3 separate regions of the Homo sapiens genome follow, and regions 2 and 3 are each linked to region 1. A link is a contact called in ENCODE Hi-C or POLR2A ChIA-PET data. All regions are on one chromosome and are shown on one strand. Each heading gives the region's core, a stretch centred on a gene start or an enhancer-like site at or near the end of the contact. The rest is flanking DNA. Distances are from core to core; before and after follow the strand shown.

Evidence for each region. Hi-C counts contacts between places; a loop is a spot of excess contacts on that map. ChIA-PET counts read pairs that join two places held with the same protein, here RNA polymerase II (POLR2A). Pooled maps may share reads with other maps.
Region 2: a pooled map shows a loop between it and region 1 (3-fold over the local background). The contact joins the enhancer-like site here to the promoter of PFKL in region 1. A Hi-C loop is called at or near these places in 3 of 168 maps with a recorded cell type or tissue (CD8-positive, alpha-beta T cell and breast epithelium) and 9 of 50 pooled maps. POLR2A ChIA-PET finds 5 or more read pairs at or near these places in 2 of 52 experiments (activated B cell and naive thymus-derived CD4-positive, alpha-beta T cell).
Region 3: a map of sigmoid colon shows a loop between it and region 1 (7-fold over the local background). The contact joins the promoter of LRRC3 here to the promoter of PFKL in region 1. A Hi-C loop is called at or near these places in 2 of 168 maps with a recorded cell type or tissue (naive thymus-derived CD4-positive, alpha-beta T cell and sigmoid colon), 5 of 37 single-sample maps with no recorded cell type and 12 of 50 pooled maps. POLR2A ChIA-PET finds 5 or more read pairs at or near these places in 3 of 52 experiments (B cell, CD8-positive, alpha-beta memory T cell and HepG2).

The regions. Positions count from the first base shown.
Region 1 is chr21:44,298,208-44,302,986 of GRCh38, reverse strand. It overlaps PFKL (phosphofructokinase, liver type), which reads right to left and starts at 2,934. Exons shown (of 22, transcript NM_002626.6): 1 at 2,797-2,934. The coding sequence starts at 2,881. It overlaps AIRE (autoimmune regulator), which reads right to left. Exons shown (of 14, transcript NM_000383.4): 14 at 4,339-4,779. RefSeq lists enhancers at 769-908, 4,479-4,588 and silencers at 2,242-2,691, 2,712-3,381.
Region 2 is chr21:44,087,218-44,091,996 of GRCh38, reverse strand. TRAPPC10 (trafficking protein particle complex subunit 10) reads right to left here. Exons shown (of 23, transcript NM_003274.5): 17 at 4,069-4,298; 18 at 2,064-2,164; 19 at 1-74. Among named protein-coding and RNA genes, the nearest start is that of PWP2, 18 kb to the left of the region's middle. Within about 2 kb of position 2,421, at least 9 of the 41 ENCODE cell types and tissues checked have a DNase peak (open chromatin) inside an H3K27ac peak, as active enhancers do; they include CD8-positive, alpha-beta T cell, where a contact is called at or near this core.
Region 3 is chr21:44,453,079-44,457,857 of GRCh38, reverse strand. It overlaps LRRC3 (leucine rich repeat containing 3), which reads right to left and starts at 2,348. Exons shown (of 2, transcript NM_030891.6): 1 at 2,203-2,348; 2 at 1-1,360. The coding sequence starts at 1,213. The coding sequence ends at 440. It overlaps LRRC3-DT (LRRC3 divergent transcript), which reads left to right and starts at 2,574. Exons shown (of 4, transcript NR_047476.1): 1 at 2,574-2,614; 2 at 2,806-2,881. RefSeq lists silencers at 1,990-2,419, 2,508-2,687 and an enhancer at 2,851-3,351.

The DNA of each region.
Region 1 (4,779 bases), core at 1,685-4,184:
TGCTGGAATTACAGGCGTGAGCCACCGCGCCCGGCCTGTTTCAAGTCTTCTAGCTACCTTTGCACAGGTTATTGTGCAAATAGATATCCTTGAACAACGCCCTCCCCTGCTCAACAGCACCAACCCCTGGCCAACAGGAAAGGCGTGACCCAGAGCCACACAGGACAGGACTTGTGGGCTGGCTGGAAGGAACTTGCAAGGTGGCCTGTCTTGTCCCCAACCCCCTTTCACAGAAGGGGAAATCAAGGCCCGAGAAGTCCCAGGACTGGGCAACACTGGCAGGATGGTGAGGCTGGCTGTTCCATACATCCAACAAACGCAGACTTCAGCATTGGGGCAGAAAGTGCCTCCCAGTCCCCACTCTCCTGCTGCCCGGCTGACATAGAGGGCAAAGAGAAGGGCACACTATGCCACAGGCTTCCCCTCGGCCAGGGTCAGCCTTTCTAGGAAGGCAGTGGGGCCCCGAGAAGGAAAACAGAGCACCCACCATGGGGAGCCACACGGCAGCAGCAGTGGTGGCCTGGGAGAGCCCTGCAGACTGCTTTTCCGAACTCATGAAACAGGACTCTGGTTCTGCCCAGAATGTCAGTTCCTCCCATCCTACTCGCCCCAGATCATCCTCCATGAATCAGCCCCAGCCCTGAACTGGGGAAGTGTGTGGAGTCCTCCTCCCTTGCAGAAAACCACCTGTTCCCTGTCCACGCATGGGAGCTCACATACAGAGACGCTGCAGCTGCACGGGGCTTGGGAAGGGAGGACATTTGCAGAGGAAGGCACAGGCCCAACTGGGATGCCATGATCGGCCAGCAGGTGCACTGTGGGCACCCTCCCAGCTGCAGCCAGGAAGCGCTGCCCACTCCATATCAGGCACTGGGGCCAGGCTGAGCAGTTGGAACCCCCAGCTCAGACAGAGATGGGAGGCCCACCCAGCCGGCCTGTCCACAGGGCCAGGAGGGGCATCCCATCTCCAGATCCTCCACCAGCATCCAGAACCGCCTGTCACCCTGGGTGCCCCTCCCCGCTGGCCCAAGAACCACCTGCCAGGCTGGCCCTTCAGCAACCTCCAGCGAGCCCCCCTTCTCTGTTTAGTCTGTGCATGGGGTGGCAGGGGGTGGGGGGGGCACGTGCCACCCCAGGCTCTCAACTTTCCCAACCCTCCACTGCTGATGCTCCCACTTTGCAAACAAGGAAGCTGGTTGGGGACCCTCTGTGTTTCAGGGAACCACAGGTGGGCTTTGGGGCTTCACCAGCCTCACCAAGAAAGCGCCTCCCTGGTGGGCAGGCGGGCTGGCCCCACAGCAACCTGTCTGCCCTCCAGACTCGGGGCCTTTCTTGTCTAATCTCATGGGATGGAGCTTCCCGAGTTCACCCTCCAAGGCCACGGGCCTCCTCTCCCACCTGGGCCCACAACCCACCAGGCCACCCAAAGTGCTGGAATTACAGGTGTGAGCCACCGCACCCGGCCTGCTTCAAGTCTTCTAGCTACCTTTGCACAGGTTATTGTGCAAAAAGACATCCTTGAACAACGCCCTCCCCTCTCGACAACACGGACCCCTGGCCCACAGGAAAGGCGTGACCCAGAGCCACACAGGACAGGACTTGTGGAGCCACACTGGCTCCAGGACACTGCCAGTAGCCGGCAACAAGCAGCAGCTCCCGCTCTTGCCACAGCTGTGAAAAGGGCGGGTGGGCAGCCACCACAGGCCTGGCTCAGCCAGGTCTGAAGGAGCCCCCTCTGCAGGCCGGGGTTCAGACAGTGACACCCACGAGCCACTCCTGCCTCCCTGGCTTGGTCCCACTCAAGGCCGGCTTCCTTCTCGCCTCTTCCTGGCTTCCAGATAGGGAAAAGGAGGGTCAGGTGCCTGAAGCTGGGTGGGGGTGTGTGTCCGCATTTTCTCAACCATTTTCTGAACTCTAAAAGACAGACCAGACCCCGCTGCACAGCCTTGGGGTGCTGGCTGGGCCCCTTCCCAACCCAGCACCTCACTTCTGGTCTCCTAAATCCTCTCCTCTCTCCTCCTGAGGGGTAGGGTAGGTGGCGTCCTGTGCCACAGGTGCCACACTGGACATGTCAGGCCAGAGACACTGGAGGCCGGCAGTGGGCAGGACCAGGCCTCCGGGAGGGAGCGTGCGAGGACACCACGCCCTCAGGCCGGACCCCCACCCAGCTCTGCCAAGTCCCAGTCCCCACCACCTGAGGCCTCCCCAGTACCCCTGCGAAAAGGGTGACAACTGGGCTTTGCTCAATGCCCCGGGCAGCCCATCTCCCCACCGCCCTCTTCCCCAGCTAGACCCACAAGGAAGGCGGCCGCGAGGGCCCCGAGGAGGAGGCGCGGTCCGGGAGTGAGTCCGCCCCCGCCCAGCCGGGAGGAGGTCCCGGAAGCCCGCAGCCTGGCGCCGGCCCTCGGGAGGCACCGGGTCCCCGGGTCGCTTCAGAACCAGGAAGGGCCAGGCTCTGGGGGTGGCGGGACCGGCGCCCTCCGCTCGCGTGGCCTCGGGGACTCCTCGGGAGGTCCTGCCCCGCGGCCCAGAGTCGGACACACCCCCGGGGCAGGGCGCGGGCGGCGCCAAGACCCAGGCGGAGGCCGAGAACGTGGCCGGCCGCACGTAGGCCGGAGACCGCGCCGGGGAAGAGCGGGGGACAGACCCGGGGCAGGAGGCCGGGGCGGGAGGCCGGGGCGGGAGGCCGGGCCGGCCCGAGACCCGGGTCCCGGGGCTCGGCGGGCGCTCCGGAGAGGCCAGGGCGGAGGCGCCCTCCACCCCCTGCGCCGCGACGCGGCCGGGACCCCCGCCCACCTTGCGCGTCGCCGCCGCTGGTCAGGACGCCGATGGCCTTGCCCGCGCCCGACGCCCGCAGCTTCTCCAGGTCCACCGCGGCCATGGCGGCGGCCGAAACACGGGCCCAGCTCGCACTCCCGCCGCCTGCGCCGCGTCGCCGTCCCCGCCCCGCCCCGCGCGCGCCTTCCGCCCGCCCCGCCCCGGGCCCGCCCCCGGCGCCTCCTCGCAGGACGGACCCTGGACGGAGCAGGGATCCTGCGCCCTCGGCCCGCCGGGGCCACCTTCCCGCTGTGCGTTTCTAAACCTGTGCAATGTCACGCGGGCCCTGAGCAGTGAGACCCCCCCCTCCACCCCGGTGGTCTCGAGGATGTGGCCGGGGACCAGGGCGGGGCTGGCCCCAGTGCGGCCGCACGCGCCCCTTCGCCAGCGCCGAGGCCCCGGTGGCACGTCTGGCCCGGCTTCGCTTCTCCGGAGGTTCCTTGCTGTCGGCCGCAGCCACCGCCCCTCCCTGCCCCCCAGGGGCCCTCAGGGCGCCTTCAGGCCTCAGCAGAGCGAAACCCAAACGAGGCGCTGGCGGAAAGCAGCCAGCACTCCTCCCTCCCTCTCCCTCCTTTCCTCCCCTCCTCCCTCACTTTTGCTGGGCCCTTGGGGAAGTCTTGGTTCCCCGGGCCCTGGGGGTGCAGAGCCGGTGTTCGGGAGAGCCGCCTCGTGACCGCACGGTGTGTTCGGTTTGTGAAAGCTCAGCGGGCTGATCGCTAGGATTTGAGCATTTTTCTCTACATATACGGTGGAAATGGTGGCTGTGAATATCAACTACTCCTTATTTAATTGTGAAATGTTAGAAAACACACCGAGAGACTGCGCAAGCACATATGCGTGGGCTAAAAGGCGCTAAGAAGACACCTGTGTCTACCCCTGAGGCATCCTTGTGCTGACATTTTGGGTCATTATTCTCTCCCTTTTCTTACAGCTTCATCACGTGTGTGTGTGTGTGTGTGTGTGTGTGTGTGTAAATTCTTAAACGTACATGGTTTAGCCACAATGAGGTACCACCTCATACCCATTAGGATGGCTACTATAAAAGAAAAACACAGGCTGGGCGCAGTGGCTCACGCCCATAATCCCAGAACTTTGGGAGGCCCGTGGGGTGGGGGGGGGGGGGGGGGGTGGATCACCTGAGGTCTGAGGTCAGGAGTTCGAGACCAGCCCAGCCAACATGGTGAAACCCCGTCTCTACTAAAAATACAAAAATTAGCCGGGCATGGTGGTGTGCGCCTGTAATCCCAGCTATGCAGGAGGCTGAGGCAGGAGAATCACTTGAAGCCAGGAGGCAGAGGTTGCAGTGAGTGGAGACTGCGCCATTGCACTGCAGCCTGGGCAGCAAGAGCGAAACTCCGTCTCAAAAAAAGAAGAAAAGAAAAGAAAGAAAAATGCAGAAAATAGTAATTGTTTCAAGGATATGGGGAGGCTGGAACCCTCATGCAGTGTTGGTGGGGATGTGAAATGGTGTAGCTGCTGTGGAAAACAGGATGGCAGTTCTTCAAAAAATTAAAAATATAATTACCATGTGATCCAGCGATTTTACTCAAAGACTCACACAGATATTTGCACACACATATTCATAGCAGCATTACTCACAACAGCCAAAAGGTGGAAGCACCCAGGTGTCTGCTGAGGAAAGCATAGATGAACACAATGCAGTCCATCCATGTGCTGGAATATTACTCAGCCTTAAAAAAGGAAGCAGATTTCGGCACATGCTACAACATGGATGAACCTTGGGGCCACCATGCTGAGTAAAATAAGACAGACACAAAAGGACAGATACTGTGTGATTCCACTTCCATGAGGTCCCTGGAGAAGTCATAGAGACAGAAAGTAGAGTGGAGGGTGCCAGGGGTTGGGAGGGGAATGGGGAGTGAGTGTTTCATGGGGCCAGAGTTTCCATTCAGGAAGCTGGAACAGCTCTGCAGATGGTGGTGGCAATGGTTACATGAGATG
Region 2 (4,779 bases), core at 1,172-3,671, 210 kb after region 1:
TATCTACAAGATAACTATCTGACAGCTGAAAGTCAAGTTCTGACAAATTCTGGACACAAACTTGAACATATTTCCTAAAGTGGAAAAACAAAAAGTATTATTTTGATATGTAAGAACTTTATTAAATATATCTTAGCTTTGTTAAGGAGACCCTCTCTGCCTGGGGAATCAAAAAAGCAACAAAGCAAAGTAAGCTAAGTTGTTGCATAAGTTTCCCTTCAGATTTCACACCGAAAAGTGCCAGAAAATAAACCTTTTTGGCCGGGCACGGTGGCTCACGCCTGTAATCCCAGCACTTTGGGAGGCCGAGGTGGGCAGATTATGAGGTCAGGAGATTGAGACCATCCTGGCCAACATGGTGAAACCCCATCTCTACTAAAAATATAAAAATTAGCCAGACGTGGTGGCACGTGTCTGTAATCCCAGCTGCTCGGGAGGCTGAGGCACGAGCATTGCTTGAACCTGGGAGGTGGAGGTTGCAGTGAGCTGAGATCACGCCACTGCACTCCAGCCTGGTGACAGGGCGAGACTCCATCTCAAAAAAATAACAAATAAAAATAAATAAAAAAAGTTTTTAAAGAGGCAAGTTCTGTGAGGCAATGGAAGAAAGAATATAGTTTCTGACCAGCCTTATTAAGTGATCATGGCTGGTCACCCTCACTGGCCTTTGGGGAGCCACGGGGAGACAGCAGCAGCCCTCCTCATTACAGGTGAAGACTCTCCATTGAGAGATGATAGGCGGGGCTTATATCCATTTCCATTACATGCAAAACTTTGAAAATATTAATAATAGTTACTATTTTTTGAGACAGAGTCTTGCTCTTGTCGCCCAGGCTGGGGTGCAATGGCACGATCTCAGCTCACTGCAACCTCTGCCTCCCAGGTTCAAGTGATTCTCCTGCCTCAGCCTCCCGAGTAGCTGGGATTACAGGCGCCCGCCACCATGCCCGGCTAATTTTTGTATTTTTAGTAGAGACGGGGTTTCACTATGTTGGTCAGGCTGGTCTTGAACTCCCGACCTCGTGATCCGCCTGCCTCGGCCTCCCAAAGTGCTGGGATTACAGGCATGAGCCACCACGCCCGGCTGAAAAATAATTTTTTAATAAGGTTCTTTTAGAGATTATTGATGTTTTTAACTATTAATATCTACAGTTCCCTTTGCTGTGATTTGAAGGGGAAAAAAGCTGCTAGTATAATGTTCCATTCTAAACATGGGTCTGACGTTTTTGTTTCCAAATTATCCACACATCATCAATGGATAAAAAGTTGTGGTGAGAGGCCAGGCTAGCATCCCGAGCCCATTGATCAACGCTAGCACCGTCACTAAGGTAGGACACCTGGACACCGTGGGCCTCCCGGTGCAGTCAACAGGAAGCACACAGCCCCGCCTGCCTCAAAGCAGAACTGGAGTCTACTCAAGCCTTTAGGGCAGCTGTTTTCCACTGGGGCACGTCCGCCCCACCCAGAGGACACTGGGCAGTGTCTACAGACATCTGTGGCTGCCACACCTGCAGGTGGGGAGTGCTACTGGCATCTCATGGGAGAGCCTGGGGTGCTGCTCAACACCCTACAGCACACAGGAAAGCCCCTACAACAGAGTTATCTAGCCCAAAATGTCACTAATGCTGAGCTTAAAAGCTCCTGTTCTAGAGGTTGCAGGCAATTGACAAGAAATACAGGGACAGGAGAACTAGTTAACAAATCCAGCCAGATCCAGAAAGGCGGGCGTCCAGAGGAAACCTGGCCTGCAAGTGAACAAGTCGATGGCTTGAAAACAGGGAAGAAAGGATGAACAGAGATCTAGTGGTCTGATGGAGATTTTGGACCCCAAGTCACACAAAGCAACCATAAAAGGTCATTTTCAGACAGTTGGGAAAACCTGAATATGAACTGGATGTCACAGGACACCAGGGAATTGTGGATTTTAAGACACAAACAATGGCCTTGTGGTCACATAAGAAGACATCCTTGGTCACCACGAAGGCCAGTTTTGAACATTAGGAACCTCCACTTAGAAGAGTCTGGGGAAAGAAGCCAGGGCCCGCACGCTACGCCTCCGTTACCGTGTTCCTGAGGACAGGAGGCTGTGTGTGGTCCTGAAGGGTACGCTGAAGGTCAGTGCGATGACTGTGGAGTAGATGGACCACGGGCAGTCAATCGACACCTGAGGAGGAAGCACAAAGACACTCTCAGACCACTCGCCGACGGACAGCACAGCCACCACCACTGCTGCCCAGACTCACCTGCAGTGCCCGCCCACGCCCTAGACATTTTATTATGGCTTCAACCACTCATTATCCAGGAAGCAAAGCCTTACCCAACACATACACAAACCAACGAGAAACAGGAAGCTATGCATACAGACAAGAGAAACGAACGCAGAACTGGCAAGACATGCACACATCACCAGAGTCACCTCAACGGCGGAAGAGCACAGCCGTCCTCTAAGCAGCAGACCCACCTGCTGCTCCCATACACGCAGGGCCGCGGAGCCATGCATGTTGCAATGTGCACAGGGTTTTGACAAAGTGCTTTCAGTCATGTATTTCCAGATGACATTAGCCAATCAGTAACTACTCCATAGTTAATGAATTATCTAAGCATTTAATCCATGTGAGGCTGAATATGTAACTGAAAACCAAATCAGTTTAGGGGCACAGTGAGGACAAAGCTATTACATCCCTTAAGGGCAGGAAGGAAGCAAGTCTCAAGCCTTATTCCCCACAGGGAAGAGGTGAATACCCCAGCACACAGCGTGCGTGCCGCCAGTGCCAGGGAAGAGAGGATAACACGGCACATAGCACAGGTGCCACCAGCGCCAGGGAAGAGAGGATAACACAGCACACAGCACAGGTGCCACCAGCGCCAGGGAAGAGAGGATAACACGGCACATAGCACAGGTGCCACCAGCGCCAGGGAAGAGAGGATAACACGGCACATAGCACAGGTGCCACCAGCGCCAGGGAAGAGCGGGGTAACACGGCACACAGCACAGGTGCCGCCAGTGCCAGGGAAAAGAGGATAACACGGCACACAGCACAGGTGCCGCCAGCGCCAGAGAAGAGTGGGATAACACGGCACACAGCACAGGTGCCGCCAGCGCCAGGGAAGAGAGGATAACACGGCACATAGCACAGGTGCCGCCAGTGTCAGGGAAGAGTGGGATAACATGGCACACAGCACAGGTGCCGCCAGCGCCAGGGAAGAGTGGGATAACACGGCACACAGCACAGGTGCCACCAGCGCCAGGGAAGAGCGGGATAACACGGCACATAGCACAGGTGCCACCAGTGCTGCGCGCTCCTGCTGAGCTAAGCGCCACCTTCGTGAATGGTGAACGTCTGTGTGAGTTAAGGGAAAGACACTTCCTCAGGTTCTTCAAAAGCTGAACATTACAACATTCGTCTTCAGGCGTGGACTTGTCTGGTGACTCCGTGCTTTGGAAAGACGGCATGCCTTGCCCTTTGCCCCCGCTGCTCTTGGGCGTATACTGCGGCCCCTGGGCTGTTTCAGGGCCCTCAGGATTGATTTCTGGGCTACGAGACTTGGGCACACCCTGAGTAACATGATGCAGCGACACATTCCATGAGCTGATATCCTGTGGCTCTGGGACCGAAATCACATCTTTCTCAAGTAACTGTCAGTAAGTACCAGCACCAAAGCCTAAAATGAGACAGCTCCTCCGTGGCTGAGCTTATGAGTTTCAGTGGACAGACACCGAGGCACACACGACACAGACCTCCTCTGGCCTCGTCACCGGTCTAATGGACATGACCCAAGTTTTACGCCCCTCATGCCTAAGCCGGCCCTAACCTCTTACAGCAAACTCCCTGGCCCCTGGAACTGAGAGGGAAAGGTAGAGCTGGCTTGTCTCTGCCCTTGCAAAAAATGCACCCCTTATCTAAGAAAGGGTGATTCACAGACAGACAGAACTGCTAAACACATGCCCAGGGCATCGGGAATCAGAAGGAGCCAGGCTAACAGCAGGCATCGCTACATCGCCTTTCCCAGCAGGCAGGCGGGCGGCGGACGCCCCACAAGCTAAGCTCCTCCACTGTCCCTACTCACTTTGTGGTCTGTGGTAACCATGCAGCGGCCAGTTCTCTGTTTGTCCTTATGCTTCCTGTGGGGCTCTGCCATCCCCAGCATGTCACTCTCCCCTCCGAGTGCTGGGGCTGAAGGTAAAGAGAGAACTTCCAGTTCAAATTCGATCACGTGGTACGCAGGCGCAACAGGCAGACTGATGCTCGTGACCTTGTCGGAGGACTGAATCCGGAGCGCGGCCTCAGAAGACTGTTCTACGAAGGACAGAAAAAGTCACTTCAAAGCTGTTCCCTCGGTTTCACTTGTCCTTTTCCTTACAGCAGGTGATGGCCCAGCAGTGAGGCCACTGCTCAACCTCTCCCGCTCCTGCGCACCTGGCAGGCAAACCCAAGAACAAGGCCCCTAGGACAGAGCAGCCCTGTGTGAAAGCCGGCAGGCAGGCGCCCAGACCCATCATTGATCTCAATCTGAAGAGAGGAAAAGGGCATTTCCCACGGGGCCCACCCAAGTCCTGTGTAGGTCCCTGCATGACTTTCTCCCGTTCCAGCTCATCCGCAGATCCACCCCCACCCCAGGGGAGCAGGGTCCTCCCCTTCCCCTTCCTCGTGGCTGGGAGGATGGGAGTGCTCAGGGCTCTCAACAGCACCTGCAAGGGCTGCTCTGCTTTTGCTTCTCGGGAGCAGGGCCAGCCCAAGGGGGACAGGGTCTGGCAGGCATCACCATGGAACGTGACCC
Region 3 (4,779 bases), core at 1,099-3,598, 160 kb before region 1:
CTCAGCACAGGACTTATCAGCGCCTTCAGCGGGTGAACCTGCACCCAAGCTCCCTCTGGTGAACCCTCTCGCTTGCAGAGCACCCCCTTAGTCCTCTGAGTGCATATCCACAGCCTGCAGGGCCCCGTGTGGGAGAGGCTGGCATGGTGGAAGGAGGCGGAATGTCACGATGGACAGCCCGGGTTGAAGTTCCACTGGGATAATTTCCTGATGGTATCGTCACGGGCAGTCATTCCGTTCCTCTAAGCTTCAGGTTCCTCATCCGTCACACGGATGTGTGGCAAAACCACCCAGCCTGGAGGTGCTGCTGTGCCTGAGTGCAACAGTGGGGAGCACACATGGCTGTGACACCTGCCTCAGGGAAGAGCAAAAGCAGCATCAGTCACCACCTACTACAAAAGTGACAGCAGCCACCGGCGGGGGTCTGCCGGAACAGGCGCTAGGGCCCCGGGCCGATGGGGTCCTTGGAGGCGGGGGCGCTGGGCAGAGACTTCAGGTACTCCAGGTGCCTCCGGGCATCCTCCTGGTTGTGGCGCACATAGTACACGACGTAGGCGATCACCATGGCGAACCAGCCGAACATGGTGACCAGCATGGCCACGTCTGTGGTCCTGTGGGGGACGCTGCAGAGGCTGGCACCCGCATCCAGAGCCTGAACCAGAGGCTTCCCCACAAACTCCTCCTGCACTGAGGTGTGGCAGGCGATCTCGTCCACAGAGTCGGGGTCCAGCTTCAGCTCCCACAGGGCCTCCTGCAGGGCGCACTCGCAGTGCAGGGGGTTGTGGGACAGGCGTATCTTGGCGCTGAGTTTGCCCAGGGCGTCCTTGGGGATCCTCTGGATGCGGTTGTAAGACAGGTCCAGCAGCCGCAGGCCCCCGGCCAGGCCCGCGAAGGTGGCGGAGCCGATGGCCTCGATGGCGTTGTGAGACAGATCCAGCTCCCTGAGCCGGTGCAGGTGCTGGAAGGCCCCGTCCGGGAGGTGGGAGATCTTGTTGGCATCGAGCTTCAGGAGCACGGTGTTGGCCGGGATGTCCTCGGGGACCTCCTGAAGGCCCCGCAAGCTGCAGAAGACAGCCACAGCCCCTGCGTGGTCAGGGCACCGGCAGGGCTGTGGGCAGGCGGCGCCCAGGTGCAGGCAGAAGAGGAGGAAGAGACAAGACTCCCGGGTGGAGACCAGCAGGAGCGAGGGGCGAGGTGGGCGCACGGTGCCCATCCTGACCTGACCTGGGGACGGGGACACGCGAGCCTCTGCTAGGGCCTGGGGATGGAGCTGGTTTCCGCAGGCAAGGCCTTATCCAACCAGACATGAAACCGCCATCCTGCCCCGCTGGGAGAAGCAGTGCAGTCCACTCTGGCAGCTCTGAAAGGGAAGACGCAGGAGGGAGCGGAGAGGGAGGGAGGGTGGTCAGCACTGCCGGCTGCGGTCACCTGGGAAACGCGTCCACTGGTGGGGAGGGTGTTGAGGGCCCACTGAAGGGTCTGGGGTGGGGAGCACGCCTCCTTAAACAGCTCTGCCTGTAACTTACTTCTGGAGACTCCCAATGCGCCCGGGAGGAGCGTCCCACAAGTGCAGGGAGCTGGCACTGCCAGGGGGCTCCGCATGGCCCAGTGGGTGGTCACTGCGGCCACCCCTGGCCACCTACAGCACCGCTGGGGACCAAAGGCCGGGCGGCGGAGTGGCGGCGGCTTGGACCACCCAGCCCCTCCCTCCTCAGGGTGGACGCCAGGAGGACGGTGACGGCTGCAGCTTCTCCCGAACCTGGAGCGCGGGTCAAGCTGGGCACGTGGCCGGGCACCAGCGGGCGCTCGCGCGCCAGGGGCTACTCCAGCAGCCAACGCCTGGCTGACTCCGACAACCCCTAAAAACTGTCATAACCCAGCAAGCCCTTCCCTGCCAGCCCTAAAGGAGCCGCGGCTCGCACCGGGCACAGAACCGCGCCTTTTCTTTCAACTGCCTGAAGAAGGAAACCGAGAAAACAGAGAAGCCAAGCCCTGTGCGCGCGGCCCGCGCTGGGCGTGGACGGCGGGGCCGCGCGCGGAGCCGGCCGGGAGAGGCTCGGACCCCCAGGACCTCCAGCCTTTAGACCCTCCGGCCCTAGGACCCCCGGAACCTGGGACCCCCGAGACCCCAGCACTCGCGGCGGGGGGATGGTCATGGGGTGGGTGGGAATCCACGCTCCCAGGGCTGGGCGGGGGCTTTACCTGCGCGGCGGCGGCCGGAGGCTGCTCTGCGCGCCGCTCCCGGGCCTCTCGGAGCCCGCCAGACCCAGCTCCACGCCTGGCGCGGCGGCCACCCCGCTGCCCCTGCGACCGCGCCCGCGACCACTAGCTGGGGAGGCCGCGACTCCGGCCTGCGCGGGCGAGGGGCGGGGTGGGGCGGGGCCTGGAGGGGGCGGGGCGAAAGGCGGAGACAGGCTGTGTCGATTCCCCGCGGGGGCGGGGAAGGGGCGGGGCATGTAAGGAGACCGGAACGGGATTTGTGGTTAGGCGGGGGCGGGGCTTGAGGGCGGGTTCTGCGGCAGGGCGGGGCCTGGAAGAGATGGGGGAGGGGCATGGGAGGGGCATGGGAGGGGCCGGTGGTGCGGCTTTAGATGGAGCTGGTACTAAGACCCAGGTCGCAGGGGCTGTGGGCGGGTTGTGGGAGTAATTGTGGCATGCTGGGGGCGTGGTTGTGGGGCTGAGGACGAGGTGGTGGGGGCTGAGGGCGTGGTTATGGGTGGGGGCGGGGTCTGCGCGCCGGGAGGGGCTGTGGGTCCAGCCCCTGCCCCTCACTCTGGGCAAATCCCCTCTTCCCTCTGGCATCAGGACTTCTGGGGCTTGAAGACCCTGGGTCTGCGGGAAGCCCCTGCTGAGCGTCCCTCGCCTACCCCGTGGCCAGTGGGTGAGTAGGGCTAGATCTCCGCCCATCTAGGTCCCCTTCTGCTCCAGCTCCAGCGTCTGACATCCCAAGGAAGGAACGCAGGGTGGGGGCATTTGAGCCGGACCTGAGCCATCCTCATGGTTTTCAAAAAGTAGCCTTATTGTGGTGTAATTGACAGACGGTAAGCCACATATTTCAATTTGGTACGTTTTAACACTCGGATACTCCTGTGAAACCATCACCACAATCAGCATAGTGAACACCCCGGGTTCCCTCTTGGTCATCTCTCCCTGCCCTCCCTCATCCCCAGGCAAGCACTGATCTGCATTCTGTCACTACTGATTACTTTGCATTTCCTATGATTTGCACAAATGGAATCATATAATATGTACTTTTTGTGTAGCTTCTTTCACTCAGCACAATTATTTTTGAGATTTGCCTGCGTCATTTGGTTTGTCAATGCGTATTTCTTTTACAGCTGCATGGTACTCCAGTGTATGAATGTACCACAGTTTGTGTCCATTCACCTGCTGGTGGGCATTTGGGTTGTTTCTGGTGTTGGCTCTTACAGATAAAGCTGATCCGAACATTGTGCACAAGTCTTTGGATGAATGCTTTTCTTTCTCTTGAATAGATGTCTAGGAGTGGAGTGGCTGGATGCCACGGTAGCCATATGTGAAACTTTTTAAGAAACTGCCAAAGCGATTGTATGGTTTTACATTCCACATCCTCCCCAGCACTTGGTATGGTTTGTCTTTTTAATTTCAAATACTCTAATAGGTGTGTGGTGATAGATGGAACTGTGGTTTTAATTTGCGTTTCCCTGTTGGCCAATGATGTTGAGCATCATTTCATCTGTTTATTCTCCATCTCCTGTAGTAAGCGTTGAGTTCAAATCTTTTACTCACTTTTAATTGGGTTGTTTATTTTCTTATTATTGAGTTTGGGAGTTTGTTGCATATTCTGGATACAAGTCCTTTATCAGATATGTGATCTGTAAATGCTTTCTCCAAGCCTTTGGATTGTGTGTTCATTCTCTTAACAGTTTTTCAAAGAGCAGAATTTTTTAATTTTGAGGAAATCCAATTTATGTTTTTCTTTTATGGATCCTGCTTTTGGTGTCATATATAAGAAATCTTTGCCTCACCCAAAGTCACAAGGGTTTTAGAGTTTTAAAGGTTTGCATTTGGGTCTATTACCTATTTTAAGTTTATTTGGGTTTATAGTATGAGATATGATTCAATGTTTATTTTTTGTGTATGTGGATAATCAGTTTTTTCCAGACTGTTGAAAAGACTATCCTTTCTCTTGTTTGCTGAGAGTCTTTTTAATCAGGAATGAAAGTTGGATTTTGTTTTTTCTGCATCTATTGAGAATCTTTTTGCGTGATGATCTATTAATATGATAGAGTATAATGATTGATTTTAAAGTGTTAAATCAATCTTGTGTTCTTGGGATAAAGCCCACGTGGTCATGATGTATTATCATTTTTATATGTGGTTGAATTATTTAATGGATATACAACTGCTGAGTTTATTTTATTCTTGACTGAATGTATGTAGTTTGTATCGCTCAAGAAATTGCCCATCGCATATAAGTTGTTGAATTTATTAGCATAAAGTTGTTCATAATATTCCTTTATCCTTTCAACATCTGTGAAGTATGAGGTGATGTCATCTTTCTCATTTCTGATACTGGCAATTGTGGCTTTTTTTTTAACTGAACAATCAGATAGCAGTTTATCAATTGTATTGATCTTCTCAAAGAAATAGCTTTTTGGTTTCGTTGATGCACTTTTTTTTCATTGACTTCCACTCTTTATTCTTTCTTTTGCTTGTTTTTTTGTTTGTTTGTTTTTGTTTTTGTTTTTGTTTTTGAGACAGAGTCTTGCCTTGTTGCCCAAGCTGGAGTTCAGTGGG